2 separate regions of the Homo sapiens genome follow, and region 1 is linked to region 2. A link is a loop called in an ENCODE intact Hi-C map of the cell type or tissue named here. Cell type or tissue: dorsolateral prefrontal cortex. All regions are shown on one strand. Links, peaks and the distances in the headings refer to the core of each region. The heading gives the core; the rest is flanking DNA.

Region 1 (2,921 bases), core at 189-2,688, 190 kb before region 2:
CATATTAATGTGTATGTGCAATGAATGCTTCAAAATTTTCAAAAACACTGGCTAATTGTTTCCCCCACTTCTTTTTACTCAAACCGTAAATACATTTTTTCAGAATTTCCCACCATTGGCAGGAAATAGCTATATTTTAAGTTATGTGCTTTCTAAATAAGTATAATTCTGGAAGTTGTAAAACCCCAATAGAAGCTCTACTTCAGTAACTGGTGCACAGTGAGTATTCTTAGCTTATGCATACACAGATATTTATTGGATAATGATATGTCAAATGATGTACGGGGCACTTGGGATTCACAAAGAATTGGGCAGTGTCCTTGCCTTCAAATATCTCACAGAAAACAGAAATTAAACAAATGTAATTTATGATCTGGTACTGGGACCAGGATAGAAGTCTGATCTTCATGTATGTCACACTCTCTCCAGCTTCTAAGACCTCATATATATTATTCCACTCTCTGGAAAATTCTAGTTCTGCTTTTCACCTAACTCCTATTTATTTGCTATATCTCAGATAGCGTGTCTCTTCTTTTGAAAGGCTATATCTTGCCTCCATCTTGATATATACTGTCAGAACATCTTGAATTCCCCTACTGCTATGAGCACCTATCACTGTTTGTTGTAGTTTCTTGTTTTGTTGTCTTCCTCAACAGACCATGAGCTCCACAAGGACTGAGATCAAGGATGCCTTACTCATTTCTATATCCAGGAGCCTACTTCAGTACCTGCCATACCAGTGTGAGGAAAGACACTATGACAGCTGGAGGGCTCAGTTCATAGGATGGGGATAAAAAACAGTTAGAAAAAAATGAATCCATGCCAATTTCCTATTCATATATCACAGTCAAAGTTGCATGATCGGACATGACTAGATGCTGGAAATTCACTGATGTAGGTTGTATTCTTAATATTCAAATAGTCGAGGATTTTATTTAGCAAGGAAATAAAATTTGGGAGCAATGATTTTATGAAAGATGTCCTATTTCACGGAAAGGACACAGAAAAAAACAGTGCCTCTTTCTCTTCTTGATTCTATTCTTCCTGGTTGTAATTCCTAGAATGCTTATTATAGAGGAAAGCATCCTAACTACTGGGCTTCTTTCCCAGAGATTCTGAGGAAGCAAGCGTCATCCCATTCCCTATGAATTTCTCAAGTGTTAAAGTAAAATCATCCAACAATGTGCCATCACTTATAACGTCCACTGGAGGGCGATATACTACTGCTGGTACCACCTTCTATAGCATAGCCCGCGAGGACTAACTTTAGTTTCCTAACAATGTAATTATAAGTCCTCATAGTGCAGAACACCTAATAAATAAAAGAAGCCTTTTCAGTAGATGTGAAGATACAGATGAGAAGATGGAAATGGCACCAGCCCTGCGCCCACCTCCCATTTCCTTACCTATGACCCCAGGGTAGACCAGGTTCCCAGGGGTCCTGTAATACTTCCCCTCCATGCTGACTTGTGACTAACACAGAACACAGAGCTAATGGTTTCACCTAGAACATGGCCGGTCTCTTTAGGTTCCTGGGTATCTCATCCTGGAGAGAGGACAAGATTAGGAGATGAGTGTTATTATCATAACAATTTTAGAGATGAGGACACTAAAACTGAGGTCCAAATAAGTTTATTAACTGGCCCAAGAATAAACTTATTAACTGGCCTCTTTTCTGTGCTCCCACAGCACCCCACTTTTTCCTAGTCACACTGTATTTGGAGGCTTTCTCATTCGCTAAATGGAAGTGATAAGGACCTAGAGACTGTGTTTTTTGTTCACTGTTCTATCTTAGCATGGAAAACAGTGCTGGGCAGCCAGGAGGCATAAAGTGGAGGAAGGCTAGGCAGAGAATAGGGTATGAGGTGGGAGAGGATGAGGTTCCATCTATGGTGATTCCCCTGTCACAGCTTGGATGAATGTGGATGGGGAAGAAACAGTGGATGTTGTCTGATAAATCCATTAAGAGGAGAAAGATCATGCAGCACCCTACGGATTTACTTCCTATTACTCCTTCTACCCTGTCACTGGATTGATGTAACTCTCACTTTAAGTGTCCAAAAACATCGCACCTGAGAGGGTATCCATGAAAGTATCTAAATCTTAGGATAGAGTGCAATCATGACCCTTGGTTCTATTTATCAGTGTCGTCACCTAATAAGAGCAACCATCATAGCAAATTCTTGAGTGCCTGCTGGGCGTTAGCCACTGTACCAGCAGATTATACACACGCCCTCATTTCATCCTCACAATGAAGATGAGGGTGGGCTTTTATAGATTTTTTTCTTTTTTGAGACAGAGTCCTGCTCTCTCACCCAGGCTGGAGTGCAATGGCGCAATCTCGGCTCACTGCAACCTCCGCCTCCCGGGTTCAAGCAATTCTCCTGCCTCAGCCTCCTGAGTAGCTGGGATTACAGGCGTCCGCCACCACACCTGGCTAATTTTTTGTATTTTGACAGATTTTACAAAGCTGGACAGTAGTGCATAGAAGAGTTGGGTTTTCAGCCCTTGCTCTTTCCTTGAAGTAAGAGATGCCTGAAGCATGGCACAGTGGCCACTGTCAGGGTCCATGATCACTAATGGCTCACAAACATTCATTCACAATTTTGAAGTGTAAGATATACTTCTGTGCAATAGAAAAAAAGACAGCTAACACATAAAGTAACATTAACTTTAAAGCCTCCTTTGGAAATAAAGGGGAAAACACTGACTTCCTGGAACCTGTGGTAAAATCCCCCAAAGACTCCCTTAAACACCTCTTGCTTTCCCCTATATTCCTTGCTGGATATAAGCTGCTCGTTGCTTCTCTTTCTCTCCAGTTCTTACTCAGTCATCCCCTTCCCCAACAGCTTGTTCTTTCTCAGGTTTTAGCCCCCCTCCCATTCCTTCTCACCAGCACAACAGTCCTCTGCTTGCATTCT
Region 2 (2,921 bases), core at 299-2,798:
TTTGCTGATCATAATGGAATTAAAAAAACAATAGTGGAAAATAACAGGAAAATCTCCAAATACTTGGAAATTAAACATGCATTTCTAAAGAACCCATGGGTCAAAGAGGAAGTACACACTGGAGACAGTGGCTCATGCCTGTAATCCCGGCACTTTGGGAGGCTGAGGCAGGAGAATTGCTTGAGCCCAAGAGTTCAAGACCAGCCTAGGTAACAAAGCAAGACCCCATCTCTACAAAAAATAAAAAAAGATTAGCTGGACATGGTGGTGTGCTTCTGTAGTCTAGCTACTCGGGAGACTGAAGCAGGAGGATCACTTGAGCTTAGGAGTTTGAGGTTATAGTGAACTATTATCATGCCACTGCACTCCAGCCTGGACAACAGAGTGAAACCCTGTCTCAAAAAAAAAAAAAAAAGGAGGAACTACAAAGGTAAAATTAGAGATCATTTTGCACTAAATTAGAATCAATATACAAAAATATCAAAATACAAAATATAAAGATTGGTGGGATGCAGCTAAAGCAGTGCTTAGTGGGGAACGTGAGTCAAATTGTTGAAATAAATTGTAAAAGTACCAGCAAAACTAAGGACCGACCTTATTGCTAGTTTCCTTCTTTGCTCTGACCACATTTTGGTCATTTATTCATTTAACAAACATTGATAAACACGTATTTTATGCTAGGCTCTTAAGTGTTTAAATGTCATCTTTAGCTCTAGGCTCTGGGATCCTAGTGTAGTGTCTCTGGGTGTAGCATAGTATTTGGGACATGGTAGGTGCTCAGTATATACTTGTGGACTGACTAAAAATAACCACAAGAGATCCTCCCCTGTGGTGAGAATTGTGGCGCAGATTTGGGGGCCAGGAGAACTTTCTGGAGGTAGTGGCAATAAATAATTCAGTTCTAAACTTGTTCTGAAAGTATTTAACCAGAGTACGGATTTTTATTATTGAAACATTTTTTTTCAGTTTTCATTTTCTTCCTTTTCTTGGGGAGTATGTAAAATAATGCAAGAATGCTTTCTAAATGAGTCCACGTTTATTCTTTGGATATTTGAATATGGTATGTAACTCTGGATACGATCTCAAAGCAAAAATGATTTAGATTGAAGATTTTTGTAAAAAGCTTGAAATTGAAGTATACCGCTAATACAAATGAACTTTTTAAAAGTGGTGTGCCAGAAAACAGTAAATCAGTTTGGTAAATATGTAACTGTAGACATCCAAGACAGAGAAAATGAGGCCTGAGTTAAGGGACTAAGATGAAGGGAGATATTTCTAAGGCGAATCAACAAGGAGAGGTGGCGAATTGTACATGAGGGATTTGGCAGAGATACTGCAGCTCCTGGCACGACAAGAATTAGGATTTGTAAAAAGTTAGTGATTCTCTCTCCCTGCCGGTTTACATCACAACGTAGGTGTTGATCTAGGGAGGGAGTCAATGAGATAGAGCATTGCAGAGCTTGCTAGAGAGGCACAGGAAGTTGCCTGAAGTGAAGGAGGGGGTAGCGGCTGCAGAAGCTAAAGCTTCCGCCAAACAAAAGAGGACAGCACTTCCGGTCACGCCATCGTTGCTGCCTTCTTCGTCAAGGTGAGTGTAAAGAAGGGGACTTGGTAATTCTCACAAATAAATCCCCATACACTCCAGGGAAACCTCCTTTTGTGCCTCAACGTGGGGTGGAAAGGAGAATTCATCCCCGCGTGCGTTGTATGAAGGATGCTTCTGACGCCTGTGGTTCTGATCGCCTCGCTATCTCCTCCCTTCTCCTCCGGAGATGGGGGGCCCGCTCCTGCCTCACCTCCTCACTCTGGTGGTCCCTTTAACCGCTTGACTCCTGGTCATGCTTCACCTCTCCTCTTTATCCCGTATCCTCTTCTCTGGTCTGAGCCAGCGTCATTCCCTCTACCACAGGTCACTCCTACCTCCTACCTCTCACCTCCGCCTTCTGCCCCCCATCCTGTTAACCTGCGACTCTTTGCGAGCCCCTTCCTACCCTCTGTTTTACTCCCCCTGCTGGCCTTTGGTCTTTCCTGTTCCCCTCCCGCGGAGACCAGTAAATTACGTACTTTGCAACAGTAGGTGTGACTTCAAGGTCAAGGCTTTTTTTTTTTTTTTTTTTTGGTTCTTTTAAAGTATAAGCAAAGAAGCAGAAACCTTAGAGCCCTAAGAGGCATAGGCACTTGTCCAAATGATGTTCTTTTTTTTTTTTTTTTTTAACTCTAAACAAAATTACACATCATTTAGATACTATTGCACAGGTTTCAGTCTTCTACACATTGCATTTATTTTTTTATGTTGCCATAGAATTGAATCCTCAGATTTTGGGGGGCAAACATAGTGGATTATACCTGTAACCTGGTTTCAGCTTCAGCGTAAGCTTTCCCATCCCCTGTAAAACTTCTCTTAGCAGTGAAATGGTTGACAGGAATGGCATCCAGTCACAAATTTATTACTTTATATGAGTTGAGTTTATTATGCAATTTCTTTTCTGGTCTCTGATAGCAACATTAAACAGCAAGCTGACATTTTGCAGACGAAGACTTTTTCTGAGAGCTTTGCAAGTATTACACAATCTATTTGTTGCAATGTGAAATGTACTTTTCTATTACATTTGTTACCATGTCAAATTTATCTTGTGAGAACATTAGTTATTAAATAATAATCACAGTACCGAAATGATCATTAAATTTATGCTGAGAATCAGAGTTTTCCAGGCTCTATCAGGATCTAACGAGGAATTTAACCAAAGTTCTCTTTGAATAAGCAGTGGACTCCTTCCTGTGTGTTATGCTTGCCAGACTAAGGGGTGATTATCTTTTCTAGGCCATGTATAGTTTTTATTTAAGAATAAACAATGAGGCAGAGCTTTTGTGACACCAAAACACTTAGGAAAGAGTATTGCTGATGTCTCTTTATACTCTAT

Evidence for each region. Hi-C counts contacts between places; a loop is a spot of excess contacts. Peaks named below come from ENCODE experiments on the same cell type or tissue, not always from the same donor. Only the 100,000 strongest peaks of a DNase experiment are listed, where the experiment ranks them.
Region 1: it touches region 2 in a loop (4-fold over the local background); 3 of 110 quality-filtered maps call a loop at or near these places.

The regions. Positions count from the first base shown.
Region 1 is chrX:51,613,361-51,616,281 of GRCh38, forward strand. No RefSeq gene overlaps it. Among named protein-coding and RNA genes, the nearest start is that of CENPVL3, 4.1 kb to the right of the region's middle. In dorsolateral prefrontal cortex, for the core only: a CTCF peak has its summit at 1,206 (motif pointing right); no DNase peak of the experiment used is centred there; H3K27me3 peaks cover 2,500 bases.
Region 2 is chrX:51,801,530-51,804,450 of GRCh38, forward strand. It overlaps a transcript of MAGED1 not described here. Among named protein-coding and RNA genes, the nearest start is that of GSPT2, 60 kb to the left of the region's middle. In dorsolateral prefrontal cortex, for the core only: no CTCF peak of the experiment used is centred there; a DNase peak (open chromatin) is centred at 1,552; H3K4me3 peaks cover 1,703 bases; H3K27ac peaks cover 858 bases; H3K27me3 peaks cover 1,106 bases.